Regions from separate parts of the Homo sapiens genome. Here region 2 is linked to region 1. Evidence: chromatin contacts called from ENCODE Hi-C or POLR2A ChIA-PET data. All regions are on one chromosome and are shown on one strand. Each heading gives the region's core, a stretch centred on a gene start or an enhancer-like site at or near the end of the contact. The rest is flanking DNA. Distances are from core to core; before and after follow the strand shown.

The links. A loop is a pair of places that touch in the nucleus more often than their neighbours do. ChIA-PET counts read pairs that join two places held with the same protein, here RNA polymerase II (POLR2A). Pooled maps may share reads with other maps.
Region 2: a map of mammary epithelial cell shows a loop between it and region 1 (2.4-fold over the local background). The contact joins two enhancer-like sites. A Hi-C loop is called at or near these places in 5 of 168 maps with a recorded cell type or tissue (PC-9, Panc1, endothelial cell of hepatic sinusoid and 2 more) and 4 of 50 pooled maps. POLR2A ChIA-PET finds 5 or more read pairs at or near these places in 3 of 52 experiments (MCF 10A, Panc1 and WTC11).

What each region holds. Positions count from the first base shown.
Region 1 is chr16:81,486,533-81,491,588 of GRCh38, forward strand. The region is part of intron 1 of CMIP (c-Maf inducing protein); the gene reads left to right. Among named protein-coding and RNA genes, the nearest start is that of CMIP, 44 kb to the left of the region's middle. RefSeq lists an enhancer at 3,391-3,460. Within about 2 kb of position 3,255, at least 3 of the 41 ENCODE cell types and tissues checked have a DNase peak (open chromatin) inside an H3K27ac peak, as active enhancers do.
Region 2 is chr16:81,578,329-81,583,965 of GRCh38, forward strand. All of the region lies in intron 1 of CMIP (c-Maf inducing protein), which reads left to right. Among named protein-coding and RNA genes, the nearest start is that of MIR6504, 30 kb to the right of the region's middle. RefSeq lists an enhancer at 3,852-4,669. Within about 2 kb of position 2,888, at least 14 of the 41 ENCODE cell types and tissues checked have a DNase peak (open chromatin) inside an H3K27ac peak, as active enhancers do.

The DNA.
Region 1 (5,056 bases), core at 2,005-4,504:
TTGCACTTGAGTGCACACAGTGACTCTCCAAGCAGACCGCCGAGTCCCTCCAGTCCCGCAGAGTTTCCGGGTGTCCTCAGCCACAGGAGGTGAGGCTGGAGTGGGCCGGCCCATTGCCCGGTCCCCAGAGAGAGCCAGACTCCCCAGGAACTAATTTCTTAAGAGACCTTGAAGGCTCTTAACTCCCTAAGCGAATCCAGCTGTGCCTGGTGGCCGGCACTGTTGCAGATGTCCTGGCCAAAGCCAGCTTGGTTTGGAAGCCCGGCCCCAACAGCCGCCAAGTCTGGAAATGAAGTAAATGAGTGAGTTGTTCTTGGCCATTTTCCCCTCATCTCAACCCAGCTCAAATCAAACTGGAGCTCTGACCTCAGGCATCGCACATTCCATACTCCCCGGCCTCCTGGGGTTCAAAGGCGCACGGCAGGCGATAACCGCACTGGGCGTTGAGCGCCGTGAGGGAAGCTTCTGGAGGGAGCGTGGGACTGGGGTGGGGGCAGCTGGCGCAGCTTCGTTTCTCTGGACACCAGGCCTCGGAGAAACAGAAGGGGACGCCTGCTGGGCTGTGCTTGGCCTCTGGTCATGGGGGGCCCTGAGAACCAGAACAGGCCCTGCAGGGGTGAGGCTTCTAGTGAACCGGGGGGGGTGTGGGGGCTACTTTGGGGTGCCCCCTCCCCACCCTCCCTTGCCTCCTGAGCCTCACTGCTCTACCTGGGAGCCCCAGCGTGACTTCTTGAGAAATGGTGGCCTCTGCTAAGCAAGGCTGTCCCGGGCGGTCACGGCGAGCTGGCACCTGGATTCCTGAGGTCCTGAGGAACCCGCTTCAAACCTGGGTGGTCAGGGCCGAGTGGGGCTCTGACTGCTCCACTCCCGAGGCCCCAGACCAAACCACACAGCCCTTGAGGGTGAATCACTTTGAAGTGAGGGGTTCTGAGCCTGTGGCCTGCCAAGCGGGCCGGCTTGGCGGGAATGGGCAGGCTGGGCAGCATGGCCCGCGTGGCTTCCAGGCAGCAACTCCTCTCCCAAGGCGAAGGAAGCCAGAGCCAGAGCGCAAGGCTCTGGGCTTTGTGGTCAGAGAGCGGCTGAGTTCAGATATCATTTCCTAGCTCTGTGACACTGGGCAAGTCACTTAACCACTCTGAGCCTCAGCTTGCTTTATGTGCAAACTGTGGCTTCCTTGCACCACTCTCACAGGGTCTGTGTGAGGATTAAAGGAAAAAACCCATGCAAAGTGTTTGGTTGGTGCCTGGCACGGAGTAAAGGCTCAAGAGCTGTGGTGCCAGAGAGCAGCTTCAGGGGGCTTAGCCCAGCAGCATCTCAGAGCAATCCCCTATCAACAAACAAAAAGGATGTTCCGGCTCTGCAAACACGGTTACTAGACGATCTTCGAATGCCTCTTCTTGCATGGAATGACTGCTCTCGGCTTCTGCTCTTTGCAACCTGGAGGTGCCATTGGGATGCCCTGGCAGCCTCGCATCTTACTTTAATTATTATTTTATTTTATTTTTATTTATTGTTGTTTTATTGTTTATTATTGTTGGCAAGACGCCGTTTGCATAGTAAACTGAGACTGCTGCATGACTTTTATTTTATTGGCTGCATGACCTTAGCATACTAAAGATGAGTACATTGTTATTATTGTTATGGTTCTGATTAGCTCCGTGACCGTAGCACACCGAAGCTGAGAGAGTGCGACCGTAGGGGGTTAAGGGCTCATATTCCAGAGCCAGTCTGCATGGGTTTTAAATTCCTCTTCCTCCACTTCCTCCACTTCCTAGTGGGTGACCTTGGGTCACCCGCTGAGAGTCCCTGTGCCTCAGTTTCCCTGTCTCTAAACTGGGCATAATAGTGTCTACCTCACTGGGTTGCAGGGAGGATTAAATGAGTAATACGTATGAAGTGCTTAGAACTGGGCCCGATGCACGGAGGGAGTGTGCTGTTAGCCATCATTGTAGTCATCCACTCATTCCACCTGCAGGTTTTGATTGTTGGCCTCCTCTGTGTCTGGTTCTCCCCGAAACAGTGGATATATGCGTCTCCTGGGACTGCTATAAGGGTGACATGCCTGTTCCTTCCCCCATCCCCTCTCTGTGTGCCCCTTCTCCTTGGTGGCACTCCTGGGCAGTCATCAGCTTCCTTGCTTTACCGCAGCACCAGGGAGGCTCCTGTGACTTTCAGGAGAGCCTTGGGAGGGCACAGAACCTCTGTACTCCTCTTCGGGAACTCTCCCCACAGCTCCTGGCTCTTCGCTGTTCTGCAGGCCCAGTGTGATCTGGAAGACGGGGAGAGAATAATCTCTGGCAGAGCGATGTAGTTGCCACTGTAGAATCAGATGTGAGCCACTGTCATTGATGCTGGACTTTGCTTCCTGTCTCTGGCAGGCACTGGAAGAGATGGCCTTTCAGACCTTCCTGTGAGTTTCATTCATGCTTCATTCTTTCATTCATTTTTTTTTTCATTCAGTCTCTTCCCATTCTTTCTGCTTTCATTCATTCTATTCGTTCATTCTTTTGTTATTCATTCATTTTTCAGTTTGATTGTCTGCTTTGTCCTGGCCATACTCTCAGGCACAGGAGATGCACCCATGAAGGCCCAGCTGGTCCAAGGCCTTGGGGAGCTCACATCCCTAGCTGGTGGCATGAGGAAAGGCGGGCAAGGAGGGGTACGATGTGCCCATACAGATGCTGATGGTGCACTCAGAGGCTGACTTGAGGGGTGAGGGAGGGCTTTCTGGAGGAGGTGACTTCTATGTGCACAGGAGAGGAGGAGCTGGAGTTGGTGGGTGAAGAGGGGAGGTAGTGCTTGTTCCCCACAGAGGGGGACTTTACTTGCAGAGGCTCCAGGCCCTGAGGAAAGGAGTACCACAATACACTGGTACTTTTTTCTCCTCGGTAGTCAGAGCGTATTATTCAGGTACATCACTTGGGTGCAGGGGCTTGGGTGAGAGACCAGCAGGAGAGGTCTCCTTTGTGAGTCCCTCTTTCCAAAAGTGCCGCTGTACCCGGAGGTCTGGAAGACTTTACAAGTGTGTGACTTTCAGAGTGCAGGAACCCAGCACACCCTGTCACCAAACAGACCCACGAGGCCACCATTCTCCCAGGACCCAGCTGTGGGATGGCCTTGGCTCCTGCTTCTGGTTTTATGGAGCCCCCCTCCCTTCTCTGTGAAACGGCACTGCCCAGGCTCGTTCAGGGAGGGGGAGAGAGCTGATGTGCGATGTGTGCGTAGTGCCCAGCGAAGGGCCCTTCACGCTGGGAGCTTTTGGCAAATGCCAACTCTGGCAGGAGGAGGCACAGGGGAAGGAGAGTCTCGGGAACTTCCCCAGCTCTCCAGTGCTAGGAATTTGACCTTTTCTAGGGGTTCAGAATCCAGTGATGTCCTGAAATCTGCAGTTTCTGCTGCAGAAAGACAGTTTTTTATGTGTTTCCGGCCACCGGGATTCTTGATATCTTCTCAGTACCAGCCTTTGGACTGGTGCTCTTTGGGTCCCTGGGGAGTGAGAGGGGAAGTGAGAGAGGGCAAGAGACCTGTGGACACGCCTGCACGCCTGTGCCAGAGGCCTGTAGTGTCCCAAGGAGCCTGACATCCCTCAGGGGCTGTAAGAGGTTAGGTGTAGCTAAAGGTTCCTGTTCCTCTCTGACAGAGTCATCACTACCAGTTAGTAGTTAATTCATTGGTTTTCTGTGCTCCTACTGTGTGCAAGGAATATAGCATCACAGTGAATGATGTTTCTGTTCTCGTGGTCAGGAGAGCCCAGTGCAGAGGCCTGATGCTATTGTAACAAACCAGCATACAAATGCTTAGCATGGATCGGGCGTGGTGGCTCATGCCTGTAATCCCAGCACTTTGAGAGGCCAAGTTGGGCAAATTGCTTGAGCTCAGGAGTTCGAGACCAGCCTGGCCAACATGGTGAAAGCCTGTCTCCACTAAAAATACAAAAATTAGCTGAGTGTGGCGGTGTGTGCCTGGAATCCCAGCTACTCGGGCGGCTGAGGCAGGAGAATTGCTTGAACCCGAGAGGTGGAGGTTGCAGTGAGCCGGGATTACGCCATCGCACTCTAGCCTGGGCGACAGAGGGAGACTGTCTCAAAAACGAAAAACCAAATGCCTAGCATGGCGGGGGAATAAGGGCCCTGAAGAAGACAAGACCCACACAGGGCAAAGGGAGCAGGTGTTTGTGGCGTGGCCAGTCCTCTACCAGGCTAACACTTGATGTGAAACTTTAAGGAGGGTGAAGGAGGGAGCCACCCTGGGGTGTCTGGGTAGAACATTCCAGACAAGGAGAGCAAATGCACAGGCCCCAAGGAGGACACGGAGGCATAGGGAGCACTTGAGATGGGGCAGGCATCGAACTGGGTGCAGAATACACACTTTCTCCTTTTATCTAGTGATCCTAAGAGTTTCCCCTGTGTAATGCCAGTTTTTCTCCTGGCTGTGTGGAGGCTCCAAGGGGTCCAGCCTGCACACAGTGGAGGGGTCGAGATTTGAACTGGTGACTGCTTGACTGCATAGCCTTGGCTCTCGTTGGGCTGCGCGGGCTGAGCTGAGAGACTGGGGTAGGGGTTTTGTGGTGGGTTCCTGTTCCTGACCCATGTGGGGTCTGGCCATTACCCTTGCAGGCATTATCCTCGTGAGGGCTCAGGAACGGTGTCACCCATCACAGGGCGACAGCTCCAGAGATGTCTAGGGGGCTGGAGTGCCGGTGTCTGGGGTTGGCCTTACAAGAGCCTGGTGAGGACAGGGCTGGGCCAGCCCTTGCCTTTTGAGTCCCGTCTCTGTCACCGCATGGCTGTGTGAGACTCTGGGCAAGTCACACCCTTTCTGAGTCCTCGTTTTCTTGGTAAAAACGGGGTTAGTAAAACTCCCTGCCCTGCTTCCTTACAGAGCTTTTGTGAGGCTCAGGGAAGATTATGTGTGGGAAAGCCCTCTGTGGGCTCCAAAGCCCTGGACACGAGAATTCTGATTTTCCTTTATTTAATTGCAAAAACAGTATCAGTGGAACATGGAAGATAATTTAAAAGAAGACGAAAAAAACCTCTTCATACAATTCACCCAAGTA
Region 2 (5,637 bases), core at 1,638-4,137, 91 kb after region 1:
CTCTTTCCTGCTCTTCCTGGGGTCTTTGTCATAAAGAGTACAGAGTCCCTTAATCTCTCCCTGGTCAATGGCAGTCCCAGCCCTGAGCTATGTGAGTGCTGGGTCTTGTTACTTTGAATTGTATACCTGAGCAAGGGGAAGAACACAGAGAGAGTTCTCCAGATGTTTTGTGTCTCCCTCTCTCCTTCCTTCTCCAAAAACGATCTCATCTCGGAGCTCACATTGGAGAGAGCTGTCCTTGTGAATTTCCCCACCCCTTCCTCTGGTCCCTTCAGTCCATAAAGTATGAAATCTCCATGCCATGGGCTGGTGTGTAGGATGTTCTTCCCAGCCAGTTGGATAAAGACATTTTGGTTTTTTGCACGTGGGAGACATCACAAAAGACTGTGCATACATCCTCTGTGTCCCTCTCTGGGGACCATGGCCTGGAAGCAGCCAACACCTGCTCCCTTCCTGCACTGGCGTCGGAAAAGTTCCATGGCAGATAAGCCCGTGCCATTGCAGGGAAGCCTTCACTCCAAAGCCACTTGCTGCCCCGGAGACCTGGCCTGCGAGGTCCAAGGTTGTGCCATCTGACCCCAGATGCTTCTTCTCCTTTCTGTGCTGGCCAGTGGGAGACAGCAGAGGGAACACTGGACTAAGAGTCAGGAGACACAGTTCCAGATCTAGCTCAGCTTCTTCAGCTCCAGAAAGCAATTTGCCTCTCCTGAGTCTGTTTTTCTTCCATAGAATCTCGGATTCAGATAAGAATTCCAGTTGACCTAGGGCAAGCACCCTCGCCTCTCTGTGCCTCAGTTTCCCCTGCAGGGACATGGGGATGGCACCCCCCTGCCTCCTAGGGCTATTGCAGGGATGATAAGGGGTTACTTCTTAACAATGAGGAGGAAGATGAAGGTGAAGGGTGGTGGCGGTCCTTGCAAGACAGAGGCCAGCAGCTGGTCCTCCTGGGGCCTCCATGGGGCAGCTCTCAGGTGTGGAAGGCATTCACCTTTGTCCCTCTGACTGGTACTCTTTGGCCCTAGCTCTGCTCTCTTGAGCCACCACAAATCCAGCCCCTTCCTCTGTGCCCCAAAACAGCCCTCCAGACCTCGGAAGCCAGTTTCTAACTGGACAGCAATCCTGCCCCTTAGTGTCATGTTCACCTTGAGCCTCCTTCTTGAAGGAAACCAGCAGAACCCTGCCAGGCCCTTTCTTGGTTGTCTCACTGGGAAGAGGGAAAATGTGGACTTGGAGAGATTGTCCCTGAACCATAGCAGGTGTGGAAGAGGTAGAGGGGGCATGGCCCAGCCCTGCTCCCCCCTGAAGGCAACACCTCCCGCTGAGTGTCACCTGCCTTCTGTTTTAAGGGACTCTGGGCAAAGATTTCATGTAAAAAAAGAGTTCTGCCACTTAAAAAAAAATGGATCACGAGGTCAGGAGATCGAGACCATCCTGGCTAACATGGTGAAACCCCGTCTCTACTGAAAAATACAAAAAAATTAGCTGGGCGTGGTGGCGGACGCCTGTAGTCCCAGTTACTCGGGAGGCTGAGGCCGGAGAATGGCGTGAACCCGGGAGGCGGAGCTTGCAGTGAGCCGAGATCGCACCACTGCACTCCAGCCCGCCTGGGCGACAGTGCGAGACTCCGTCTCAAAAAAAGAAATTAAAAAAAAAATGATATGACAGGTTTAAAAAGTTTGAAGCTAGGATAACTGTGGCTCAACTTGTCTTTCTGAAGAACGGATATTTCCAGTAGAATGGAACCAGTGTCTTGGGGCTCCCAAGAGTTCATTCTCCCCTTAAGATGGAGGCAGGGGTTTCCTAACCTGCTTAGCTGCCTTGACACCCTCCCTCAGCTCCCATTCCTAATCTCCAGCTTTACAGCAGCTGTGATGTAGGGCCTTGAGGGCAGGGCCGTGATCAGACCCCTTTAGGGGACAGACAAGAATCAGAGAAGCGAGGTGCCCTATGTCTCCCGGCTCTGGAGCCTGTTTGTGACATGGTGAGCTACACGCTGGGCACTAAGCTAAGGTATTTTTGTCTTTCTAATTGAGATAAATTCACCTCATATGAAATTGCCCACTTAATTTATTTTGGGTTTGTTTTCTTTCTCTTTTCTTTCTTTTTTTAATTTTTTTATTTTTGAAATGGAGTCTCACTCTGTCACCCAGGCTGGAGTGCAGTGGCGTGATCTCGGCTCACTGCAACCTCTGCATCCTGGGTTCAAGCAATTCTTGTGCCTCAGCCTCCCAAGTAGCTGGGACTATATAGATGCCTGCCACCACACCCAGCTAATTTTTGCATTTTTAGTAGAGACAGGGTTTTGCCATGTTGGCCAGGCTGGTCTCGAACTCCTGACCTCAAGTGATCCACCCGTCTTCGCCTCCCAAACTGCTGGGATTACAGGCGTGAGCCACTGCTCCTGGTTGCAGTGAGCCGAAATCATGCCACTGCACTCCAGCCTGGGCAACAGAGCGAGACTCTGTCTCAAAAACAAACAAACAAGAGCATAGTTCAGCGGCCTTTAGCAAATTCGCGATGTTGTGTAACTGCCACTTCTATCTAATTCCGAAACCTCTTCTCCACCCCAGCACGAAATCTCGTGCCCATTAGCAGTCATTCCCCATTCCCCTCTCTTCCAGCCCCCTGACAGCCATCAATTTCTGTCTTTTTGGGCTTTCCTCTTCTGGACTTTTCATAGCAGTACAATCACACAGTACATGGTCTTTTTCCACTGGCTTCTTTCCCTCAGCGTCATGTTGTCAGGGTTCTTCCGTGTTGCAGCATGTGTCAGCACTGCCTTCCTTTTGATGGCAGAATGATACTCCATTGTCTGTATGTATCATTTTTCTTTCTTATCCATTCATCTGTTGATGGACGTTTGTGTTGTTTTCACCTTTTTGGCTGTCGTGAATAAGCGGCCGTGAGCATTCTTGTACAAGTGTAGTCATGCATTGTTTCACGATGGGGATACGTTCCGGGAAGCGCGTAGTTAGGTGATTTAGTCACTGAGCGAACATCCTGGAGTGTGCTCACAGAAGCCTCGATGGTGTAGCCTGCCTCACACCTGGGCTGTGAGGTGCGGCTTATTGTTCCTAGGCCACAAACCTGTACAACAGGTTACTCTACTGAATACTGGTGGCAGTTGTAACATAGTGGTAAGTATTTGTGTGTCTAAGCATATCTAAACATAGAAAAGGCACAGTAAAAATATGGAATCATAATCTTATGGAACCGCAGTCATAAATGTGGTCCATCGTGACCAGAACGTTGTTATGCAGTGCTTGGCTGTATTTGTTTGAGTCCATGTTTTCAGTTCTTTGGGGTATTCACCTAGAAGGGGAATAGCCGAGCTTGGCATTTTAGGAATAGTGCTATCCTTATTCCTCACCATAACACCCTGAGGTTGCTACAGAGGGAAAACCGAGGCACAGGGCAAGGGAACCACTTCCTCACGCAGACAGCTCTGGGGTGGCAGAGCTGGGGTTGGGACCCAGGGAGCCTGATCCCCAGAACCCTTTAGTCCCTGCTCTTTTCCTTCTCTGCAGAGGGGCCTTGTATTAATCAGTTCTTACCTTGCTCTAAAGAAATACCTGAGACTGGGTAATTTTAAGAAAGGAGGTTTAATGGGCTCACGGTTCTGCAGGCTGTGCAGAAAGCATGGCAGCATCAGCTTCTGGGGAGGCCTCAGGTGGAAGGCAAAGGAGGAGCCAGCACATCACATGGCTTGAGCAGGACGAAGAGAGCTGGCGGGGAGAGGTGCCACACACTTTAAACCACCAGATCTCATGAGAACTCACTATCACGCCAACAATACCAAGAGGGATGGTATTAAATCCTGAGAAACTGCCCCCATGATCCAATCACCTCCCACAGGCCCCTTCTCCAACATTGGGGATTATAATTGAACATGAGTCTGGGGTGGGGACACAGACCCAAACCATGTCAAGCCTCTTCCCCAAATGTTCAGCCCAGTGCCTCCAGGAACCCCTCCTTGGAATATTTTTTTTGCCAACTTGCCAGGGTGTCCCCAGTCTCCTTGAGCGTGACAGGGCCAAGGCAGTGCTTCTGAAAGCCACTTATCAGACTGAGCTTGAGAAGGGATGTGTGGGGACTGGGAAGGGTCCTCAAAGGCCTCCCCTAAAGGGTAGCAAGTGGTTTTTCATTGCTCCCTGGAGTCCAGTGGGCTGGGTTTTCAGTTGTAAGGACCTCTGAGCTTTGAGTCATCTGTGCACCTTGTTGATGGTAAACGGAGGAACACCCTGCTTATTCAGAGACCACTTTCCAGCAAACACTCCGAACCCAGCCCAGAATCCAGGTAGAGAAGTGTACCAAAGTCACGGTGGCTGCCACACTCTAACTCTTTGGTTGCATTCCCAGCAGGGCCTCGCTCCCATGCAGGGCACAGTCCTGACTAGTGTATTGCTTGGGTTTCCAAGACCATGAAACTAAAAGCAGCAAATCAGGATGAAGCAAGAGGGAACGCTTTCATGAACGGCGAGCGGAATGCCCAACAGCACAAAGTCGGCGGGGGTAAAACGAAAATGACAGAAAGAAAATGAAGATAAAGAGTGCACGGCAGTTGGGGGACACCATTCGGGGGCCAGCAGCTCTCCACTGCTTCAGGAGCTCCTGACGGTGGCAGTGTGGGGTAGCAGATGCTCCAAGGGACAATTGCATCAGCAAGAAAGGGCAAAGGCTACTCCCTGCCATCTGCTTAAAGCGAGGAAAGAAGGAGTGTTTCTATCTAAAATTATTTAAATTTCTCTAAAGGGCCTTGGCACTCAGAGGGTAAGCTCTGGCTGGCATTGCCTCTGACCTTGGCCGTCTGATCAGGCAGTGAAAGAAGGAATTGTTCCTGGGGTTGCAAGGGAGTTGCTGCCAACATCTGGCCTGCCTGGCCCCTTTGTCTCCCTATTGACGGCGACAGCATTGGGCAAGTCCTGGGCCTCATGTCTGTGCGAATGTCCCCACCCTGTCACCGGCACTTCCCCCCGGGGTCGGGGCTCCGGGCCTCTCATACAGCTGTGGGCCTGATGGTAGAAAAGGAGGCTCTGTTCTTTAACCCTGAATGGGATCGGCCACTGATCTATTCTTGTCACTTGTTGAGCAACTGTTCTAGGCTAAATCTGAATTCTTTCTCAGTTAGTGCCCGAATTTGCTTTTTAAAAATAAGTCATTGGGAATACTTGACCCTGGGCAGAGAGCGGGACCAGCACTCAATGAAACTTGTCAATAGAGTTTCTCACGGCCGGGTCACAGACGTGGAGGGAGTGACTGAGTCCCAAGAGAAGACCCACTGTCTCACTGTGTTTCCTCTCACTGTCAGCCCCAACCGAGGCTTATTGGGGGTACTTTGTTTCTCCTTTGGACCTAAAGTCCTCTGTCTGTCGTTGCAGAGGCACTTCTAGATACCCCTTTCCCAAGTGGTTTCTGGGAAAGACGAGAGCATCTGAAAGCCTTATGGAGGCTACTGAATACAAGGCCAAGGGGGCTGGATTTTTCTCTGTAGGCAAATCAGGGATATTCAAAGTCACTGAGCAGAGGAACAACACATTTGAGTTGTGTTTTGGGAAGAAAACTCTGGCGACAGTGTTTTGGGTAGAGAGGGAATCGTTGGAAGCAGGAAATAAAGATTGGAAGCCTTTGGAATATTCC